2 separate regions of the Homo sapiens genome follow, and region 2 is linked to region 1. Evidence: read pairs that join two places in POLR2A ChIA-PET (ENCODE). Cell type or tissue: PC-3. All regions are shown on one strand. Region 1 overlaps TLE4 (TLE family member 4, transcriptional corepressor). Region 2 has its middle 550 kb from the start of LNCARSR.

Region 1 (4,000 bases):
GTTCGAAACCAGCCTGGCCAACATGGTGAAACCACATCTTTACTAAAAAATACCAAAAACAAAAAATTATCCAGGTGTGTGGTGGCACGTGCCTATAATCCCAGTTACTTGGGAGGCTGAGGCAGGAGAATCGTTTGAACCCAGGAGACAGAGATTGCAGTGAGCCGAGATCATGACACTGCACTCCAGCAGCAGCTTGGGTGACATAGGGAGACTCCTTCTCAAAAAAAAAAAAAAAAAAAAAACAAAAAAAAAAAACCCCACCCACACACACACACACACACACACACACACACACAGATGAAGGAAACAGCAGAGATTCATACTCATTCCACCTCATTCCTGCTTCTCACTCTAGCCAGTTTACTCACTGCCACTTGTAATTGTGGAATTTCTACTTTTTACCACCAGTGTCTACAGATTTTTAGTTCTTGGCATAAAAAATTGTGCTTTCAAAAACCAAATAACAGTCCAAGACATAGAAATAAAATTTGAGAATTTTACTTCCTTCTAAAGGTCTCTAATAATCCGTGTTAACTGTTCTACTTCTGAAGCTGGCTTCAAGTAACAACTAGAAAGCTGGCAATTTTTAAAAATACTCTTGAAAGAAGAAAATATCATCAGAGCTAAATGGGAGCAGCAAAAAAACAAATAAAATTATTTACTAATTTTGAAAACAGAGAAACCACCTGAAAAGCAAGTGAGGGTATTCAAGTGCCAAAAAATCAGATGATAAATATTTTAGCTCTGTAGTTCAATTGTTTTGCCGATTCCTACAAAACACTTTCTGAATTCGAGTAAAAGGCCCATATCCCGATTGGGAGTCGACAGAACGTTGCCACTGGCATTACTGTCAGTGTTTGCTAAAGGTTCATGTTTGCATGCATTTGCACATCAGCCCGGGCAGCTTCCTGGGAAGACTGCCTTCAGAGCTAGTCCTCCCATCATCATAAACTGGTTTTATATGCACATTTTAAAGAATTCAGGACTCACCAGAAGCTCTGAGAAATGAAGAGGAACGATCCATTAATATATTTTATTCTACTCAGAAGGCAGCATATCGCAATTCCATATTTTAACAGGAACATGATTTGAAGGAAGGGATTGTATCTAATCTTTACTGTGCACCCCCAATGCAGTACAGGCCTGTTTGCCCTCCAGCTGCTGAATCAATACCTACTGATTTAAATATTTTATTTGGACTGCAAGTTCATCTGTCAATACCAACAGGTTTCAAAGTCAGGAACCATTAATATAATTTTTAGTCAGTTGTCTAACAAAAAACAAATCAGAAAAATCTCTCAGCTACATACAGAGGTATAGCTGTGCCTTTTTAATAATCAAAGGAAAACATATACAGAATTGACAAGGAGTTCTTCCCACCTAAATACCTTTCAGTACTAATGCAATCGAACTTCTGTTTTAATACATTTGTTATAAAGGAAATTTTCACCCTAACAATTAACCAAATAGACTACATCCATCGTGAAACATTTCATATGTAATATTCTTCTTTCATTTCTCCCCAGGAAAGAGGGTTGACCCATAAGGAAGAATGGAGAGAGAAAAAAAAAGGGAGGCACAAAGAGAAAAAAGGAAGAAAAGAGAAGGGAATTGAAAATGACAAGGGTGAGCAAAACAGTTTACAAGTGAACATCTGGTATTGACAGGAGGAACTGAACACAGTCTGTACAGTCATGCTGAAGTCTAGAAGGAGGATGGCAATTTGAAAAGAGGGAGGGAAGAAGTGGCAGCGGGAGGCAGGAGGAGGGAAAGAACAGAAGAGGTCAGGGGTGGGGGACTAACTAACAAAAGTACTGTTCCTGGACGCTTACGTATTTAGTCATTATTTGCTCTATTCTCCCAAAGGCAAAAATGTCACCAGCTTAGTTTAAAATTTCCCTAAATAAGGTCAGACTAGGTTACTAACAGATTTTATCATCAAATCAGATTCCAGCCTACGCATCCAATTCAGGAGTCTCATTCAGAGCAGTGACAGTCCAATATGGTTTGGTTATAATCCCTGAGGCGGGGGCTGGGCCAAGGATGTGGAATAACTCAGCTTTCAAGTCCTGATAACTGTGGTACAAACACAAGTGATTATTTCAATTTTCTCTGCAGATTATTTTTTCAGGGCAACCCAATAAACCCAATAATGCCCAGATTTACTAGAAAAATTTTTATTCATTTCCCCATGCACCAGAAAGTAAGCTAATAACATCCCGCTGAGAGTGCTGTCAGGCTAAATCCCTGCACTGCTGAATGCACTGCCGGGATAAATCTCCCTTCACTTTCCATTCCACTATCCACTTTAGGGCAAGGCCCTGGGGACTGCTCCAGATTACCCCTCTGCACGCAGTGTCACAGGCACAAGCCCGAGTGGTCCAATCAGTGCCAAGAAAAGAACAAACTAAAAAAGATTAATTCACAGATGTTCATGCATTTCACATACACTGTGCCCCGTGGCCCGTTGCTAGGGCAACGGGAGACCACCAGTGCGCGCTTTATTGGCTTTATGAAGTGCGTCTCGGGGACTATAGTCCGAGAAACGCTGCATAATAATAGTGTGGCTTTTCTGAAGCCTTGTTTTGTGTTTATCCACATTTAACCTTCTGAGTATTATAAAGAGCACCCTTATGCATAGCTTTCAAGCACTCCTCCCTTCCCCCCAAAACTGCCACAACTTTCTATCTAGAAACATTAAATTGCATCTCTTAGGGGTCCATTTTGGGAAGACCCATGTTTATATTGCTCAACCAGTTCCGTGACCAAAAAAAAAAAATCTACAACCATTTAAAGATCACTACTATATTAGTGCAGCTAACCACATCAACCACCCAAACCCGAATACACACATGCCTTGTTTTCTATGAAACCAGGGGAACCTTGCTTTTGAGTATCAGGAGTCAGTTTTAGCCAGAAGGAATGTCAGAACCAGCAAGCCTCATCAGAGTCTGTCAGAGACGCAGCATCATCCAATAGAACTCTCTGCAGCAGTGGGAAGGTTCTGTATCTCTGCCGTTTTGGCAGTTTCTACAGCCACGTGTGGCTACTAAGGACTCGATATGTGGCTAATATAACTGGGAAAATGGGTTTGAAAATTCTATTTCATTTTAACTTTAAATAGCTTCATGTGACTAGTGGCTACACCATATTGGACAGGGCAGCCTCAGAGGCTTACCAGACAACTATCTATGTTTTTAAAAGTTCCTAAAAAGCTGTCTCTTCAAGCTTTTAGTTTCTGCTTAATTCATAAAAATATAACTTCAAGTAAATGTACACAGAATGGTCTTCATGATTGCCGTTGCCGCTAGCTGTGCGAGTCCCAATCAGCCAGAGTCTTTGTGAAAAAGGCTGAGGGAACAAGACTAACTTTCCCCTCCTTCTCCACCCCCACCCCCACCCCCACCCCCACCCAGGTTGGGAGGTTAAAATCACAAATGTCACGACTCTCAGAGCAGTAGCACAGATCAAGTGTTAATCTAAAGGGAAGGGGTGGGTGAGGGGGAGAACACAGGCTTGTGGGGGCGAGGGAGGATCTGGAATGAAGAGGAGAAAAATAAAGCCAGTGAATAGATCAATAGAAGCAACAGCTTACATTCAGATTCACAGGAGAAAGAACACACGGAGACAATCATTTCCTGGGAAAAGCTCAAGCCTAATGAGAATTTACTCTGCTCCTTTATGCGACAACCAGCCCTTTTGTGGCACGGGTTTCCTGACTGACAGGAACCCGGGGCCCCTTAATAGGATTTCCATATTATTTCCAACACCTGCCCAGAAGTTATTTGTTTACATCGAAGGAGGCAAGATTCTCAAATCAGACATCTGCTTCTAGTTCAGGCATATCTTAGGAAACCATCTAGAAAGCAGCTTTGTTACCATGGTGACATTTTTATTTTCCTCCTTTAGTTGGCTCAAAACATTAGCATTTCCAATTTTATTTTGTTGTTCAAAAGGCCAAATGTCGCTCACAAAAACAGAAGTTTAAAAAAAGATA
Region 2 (4,000 bases), 640 kb after region 1:
CCTCCCTGTCTTGAACATATATCAAGAGACCAAGCCTTGTAACAAATTCCACAAGAAATTCAAAGACTAACTCACACATAGCTGGTGGCTAGGAAAACATTTTTTAGTGATTAGATCATAAACTAGTCATCCGTACCATAAAACAAGTTTGCCATCATGTCCTCGTTCATGTGGTAGTTGGTAGTTTTTTTAATGAATACTTAAAAGTAAAGCTGACTTGTTTTCTAATTATAAAAGTATTGCATGCTTACTGTAAAACTCATAGAAAACACTGAAGTGGAAGGAAAAATTCCTAACCTGAAAAATCAGCCACTATTAGCATTTGGTCTGTCTCCACAAAGAAACTTCTAAGAATCAGGACTGTTCAACAGCAGGATTAGGAGTGAGCTTGATATTACTGGAAGCAGACCCCTGGAAGAGAGGGAGACGACTTAGCTCAATTGGTAGGTTACATAATGTCAGTGGAGTACTCTGTGACATTGGATCTTTGGGGGAAAAAATGTCCTGATTTGTAGTGTTGGCCAATTTCCATGGTGTAAATACTCCCCCCGTGGCCAATACCAAGCTATCAACATGCCACTGAATGTGGAGCTGGGATAGGTGAACACTTCAGCTCTTGCAATCTAGTACCAAACCAGACCCAGTACAGCACTGATAGTGTTCTCTAAACTTCTTTTTACCTCTAACAGTCTTGCATTCTTTTAGCCAAAATGTTATTTTCCCTTCTTTGTTACGAAGTTATTTTTCTGCTTCCCTTGCCAGAACCCAGCATTGGCCTCCCAAACTGGTTCACAAACATACTTGGCCCTCTTTCTATTCATCCTTTACAAGAAAACTGGAGAATCTTTTAAAAACACAAATCTGAACGTGCCCTTTTCCCTGCTTGAACAAATTCAATGGCTTCTGCGGTAGGCTGAATACCAGCCCCCCCATTATGTCCATGTCCTAATCTTCAGAAACAAAATGCTACCTTATATGGCAAAAGAGACTTTGCAATTGTGATTAATTAGGAACTTTGGATGGGTAGATTATCACGTATCATCTGGATGGGCCTGATAGACTCACAATGGTCCTTATAAAAAAGAGACAGGCGAGTTCAGGGTCAAAGCAGAAGGTGCTGTGATGACAGAATCAGAGATTGGGATGACGCACTTTGAAGACAGAGAATGAGGCGCAAGTCAAAAGATACAGGTGGCCACTAGAAGCCGAAAAAGTAAGGAAACAGGTCCTCTCCTCAGTGCCTTGAGAAGAACCAGCTTTGCCAACACTTTGATATTAACCCAGTGAAACTGATCTTAGACTTCTGACTTCCAGAACTATAATCAGAGAATATATTCGTGTTGTTTTAAGCCACTAAGTTTGTGCTAATTTTTTATAGCAGCAATAGGAAACTAATACAGTATCCCTTTCTATAAAGTAAAGACAAAGCCCCTTCCAATAGCCTTTGTCTCCTATATGGCCTCACCTGTACCTATTCTGTCAACTCATAGCACTTGTTCTCTTGTTTTTTTCCACTCCATTCCCACTGGTTTTCTTTCAGTCCACTATATTTTCCGTGCCTTGGCTGCAACAGTGCATTTTCCTATGCTGTTACTTCTGCCTGGAATGCTCTTCTCTCTGATTTTTTTTCTAGTTAATAGTTATTTCCTAATTATATGTCAATTTAAGCATAACTTACATAGAAAGGAATACACACACACACACACATATGCATACACACTCATATATTTATGTATGTATGAATACTAACATACATATGTATATATTGTGTATATATGCATATATTTATTATATAAATACAATAAACATAAATTTATAAATAAATGCATGCATATACAGTATATACACATATATGTATATGTATATATATATGACACACATAGAAGAGTGTCTCTCTTCTTCCTTGAATTTATAGCAATTGAAATTTTTACATGTATTTGTATGATTTTTAATTGCCTTTCTCCAGCACTGAGTAGCGTCTATGCTAGTTTTAACTTACTTGTGTATCCCAGGGGCCTGACACATATGAGGTATTAAATAAATATTTGATATGTGATTTAATACTTCCCAGCTCATTCCTCTCTGTGTGTTCAATACACTCTTTGTTCTATAGTCATGCATCCAACCAACATTTACCAAGAGTCAACTTTACACAAAGTTCTGATCTTATACATTCATGCAATTTCTAATAAAAAAGACATAGTAATAACAGCTAATCTCTATTGAGAATTTACTGTATCAAGCACTGTAATAAATATTTTAAGTATAGAAGCTTATCTTACCCTCATGAGTATAATTAAATTTTCAGATACGAAAAAATAGGCCCTAAAATATTTATGTAATTTTCAGTAGACCACATGATGAGAACTAGATTTGAGTGTGTAGATTTGACTGGCAAAACTTTCATTTCTTAGCACAATATTATTGTCCTTTTGAGGTTCCATACTTGTTTTTAAGAATGAATTACATATCTGTGTGTATTATGTATTAGCCCATTTTTGTTCTGTTTTTGCTTTTTTTTTCACTCTGTATTCTTTTTTTAAGAACAATCCATATTGCTGGAATACATTGGTTCTAACTGTTGCCGTGTTTTATTCAACAATATTTATTTATTACAATCTTACAACATCAGAAAGGCCTAATTCTTCTCTAATAGCCATTCCTTCTTCTTCCTTTAATAGTGATGGGCAGCTGAGCACATGGCCATTTAGTTAGGAATTTCACTTCCCAGCATCTGTTGAAGCTAGGTGTGGCCATGTGACTTACGTTCTGAATAATGAGATACGAGTGTTAGACAGGTGTCAGACTTCTAGGAATACTCTTAAATATAAGTGGTATGCCCTCCACTTTTTCTTTCCCCTCCTCCCACCAGCTGCAGCCAGAGCAATCATTTTAGACTAGGAGGCAGAGTAAGTGCTAAGTTGGCAGAGAACCAGAAGAGAGGGAATGTTAGCCACAGAAACCATGCAGCTGCCATATTAGCCTTGGACTTCCGACACTCAGATCTCTGTTACATGGAGATCTATACATCTCTGTCTTGTTTAAGTCACCGTAATTCCGGCTTTTCTTAGAGCAGTCGCACTGTATTCAAATCAAGATATTTATCCATTCCTCTGGTGAAAGACACTGAGTTTCCTCTAACTCTCTCCACCACACTAACAGTGCTTAAATAATATCTACACATTCCCTTTGTGGAGCTGTATGAGATGCCATCTAAGCTAGGGACTTGAGAGTAGGAGTTATGGGTCATAGCTTATAAGAATATTTAATTTGACCAAAAACTGCTAGACTGCTTTGCAGAAAGAGATTTTGTTCTTATTCGTTAGTGTATGCATCCTCCCCCTGAAATGTTCCTTAAACTCAACTGTTTTTGTTTTTGTTTTTGTTTGAGACAGAGTCTCACTTTGTTGCCCAGGCTGGAGTGCGGTGGTACGATCTTGGCTCACTGCAACCTCCACCTTCTGGGTTCAAGTGATTCTTCTACCTCAGCCTCCTGAGTAGCTGGGATTGCAGGTGCCCACCACCACACCCGGCTAATTTTTGTATTTTTAGTAGACATGGGGTTTCAACATGTTGACCAGGCTGGTCTCAAACTTCTGACCTCAAGTGATCTGCCTGCCTTGGCCTTCCAAAGTGCTGAGATTTGTGAGCCACCGCGCCCAACCTAAACTCTACTCTTATAATGTACAGCTTTAGTGATTCTAATCCTAACTTGGTTTAAATATAAGTTATTTCAAGGGGTAACAAAAGAAGATGGAGTAAAATTAGTGGAAACACAAGGAGAAGTGAAAATTTTCCAAACTCATTAGATCAGAAGTGAAATATTCTGCAGTAGCTTGGACTTCAGGTTTGCGTCTTATAATGAAAGAATATATACTATGCTATTTATGGATAACAACAGATTAATTCTATAATTCTTTATAGTTTAATCACTTGACTTCATGCTGAGAGGCTAATACGTCTTTGATAGTCTTGGATTATTAAAAAATAATGCTCAATC

What was found. Peaks named below come from ENCODE experiments on the same cell type or tissue, not always from the same donor. Only the 100,000 strongest peaks of a DNase experiment are listed, where the experiment ranks them.
Region 2: POLR2A ChIA-PET joins it to region 1 with 6 read pairs; 1 of 35 experiments calls an interaction of 5 or more read pairs at or near these places.

What each region holds. Positions count from the first base shown.
Region 1 is chr9:79,662,463-79,666,462 of GRCh38, reverse strand. All of the region lies in intron 8 of TLE4 (TLE family member 4, transcriptional corepressor), which reads right to left. Among named protein-coding and RNA genes, the nearest start is that of TLE4, 92 kb to the right of the region's middle. RefSeq lists an enhancer at 2,844-4,000. In PC-3, no CTCF peak of the experiment used is centred here; a DNase peak (open chromatin) is centred at 1,772.
Region 2 is chr9:79,019,352-79,023,351 of GRCh38, reverse strand. No RefSeq gene overlaps it. Among named protein-coding and RNA genes, the nearest start is that of LNCARSR, 550 kb to the left of the region's middle. RefSeq lists an enhancer at 1-909. In PC-3, no CTCF peak of the experiment used is centred here; a DNase peak (open chromatin) is centred at 2,071; H3K27ac peaks cover 3,208 bases.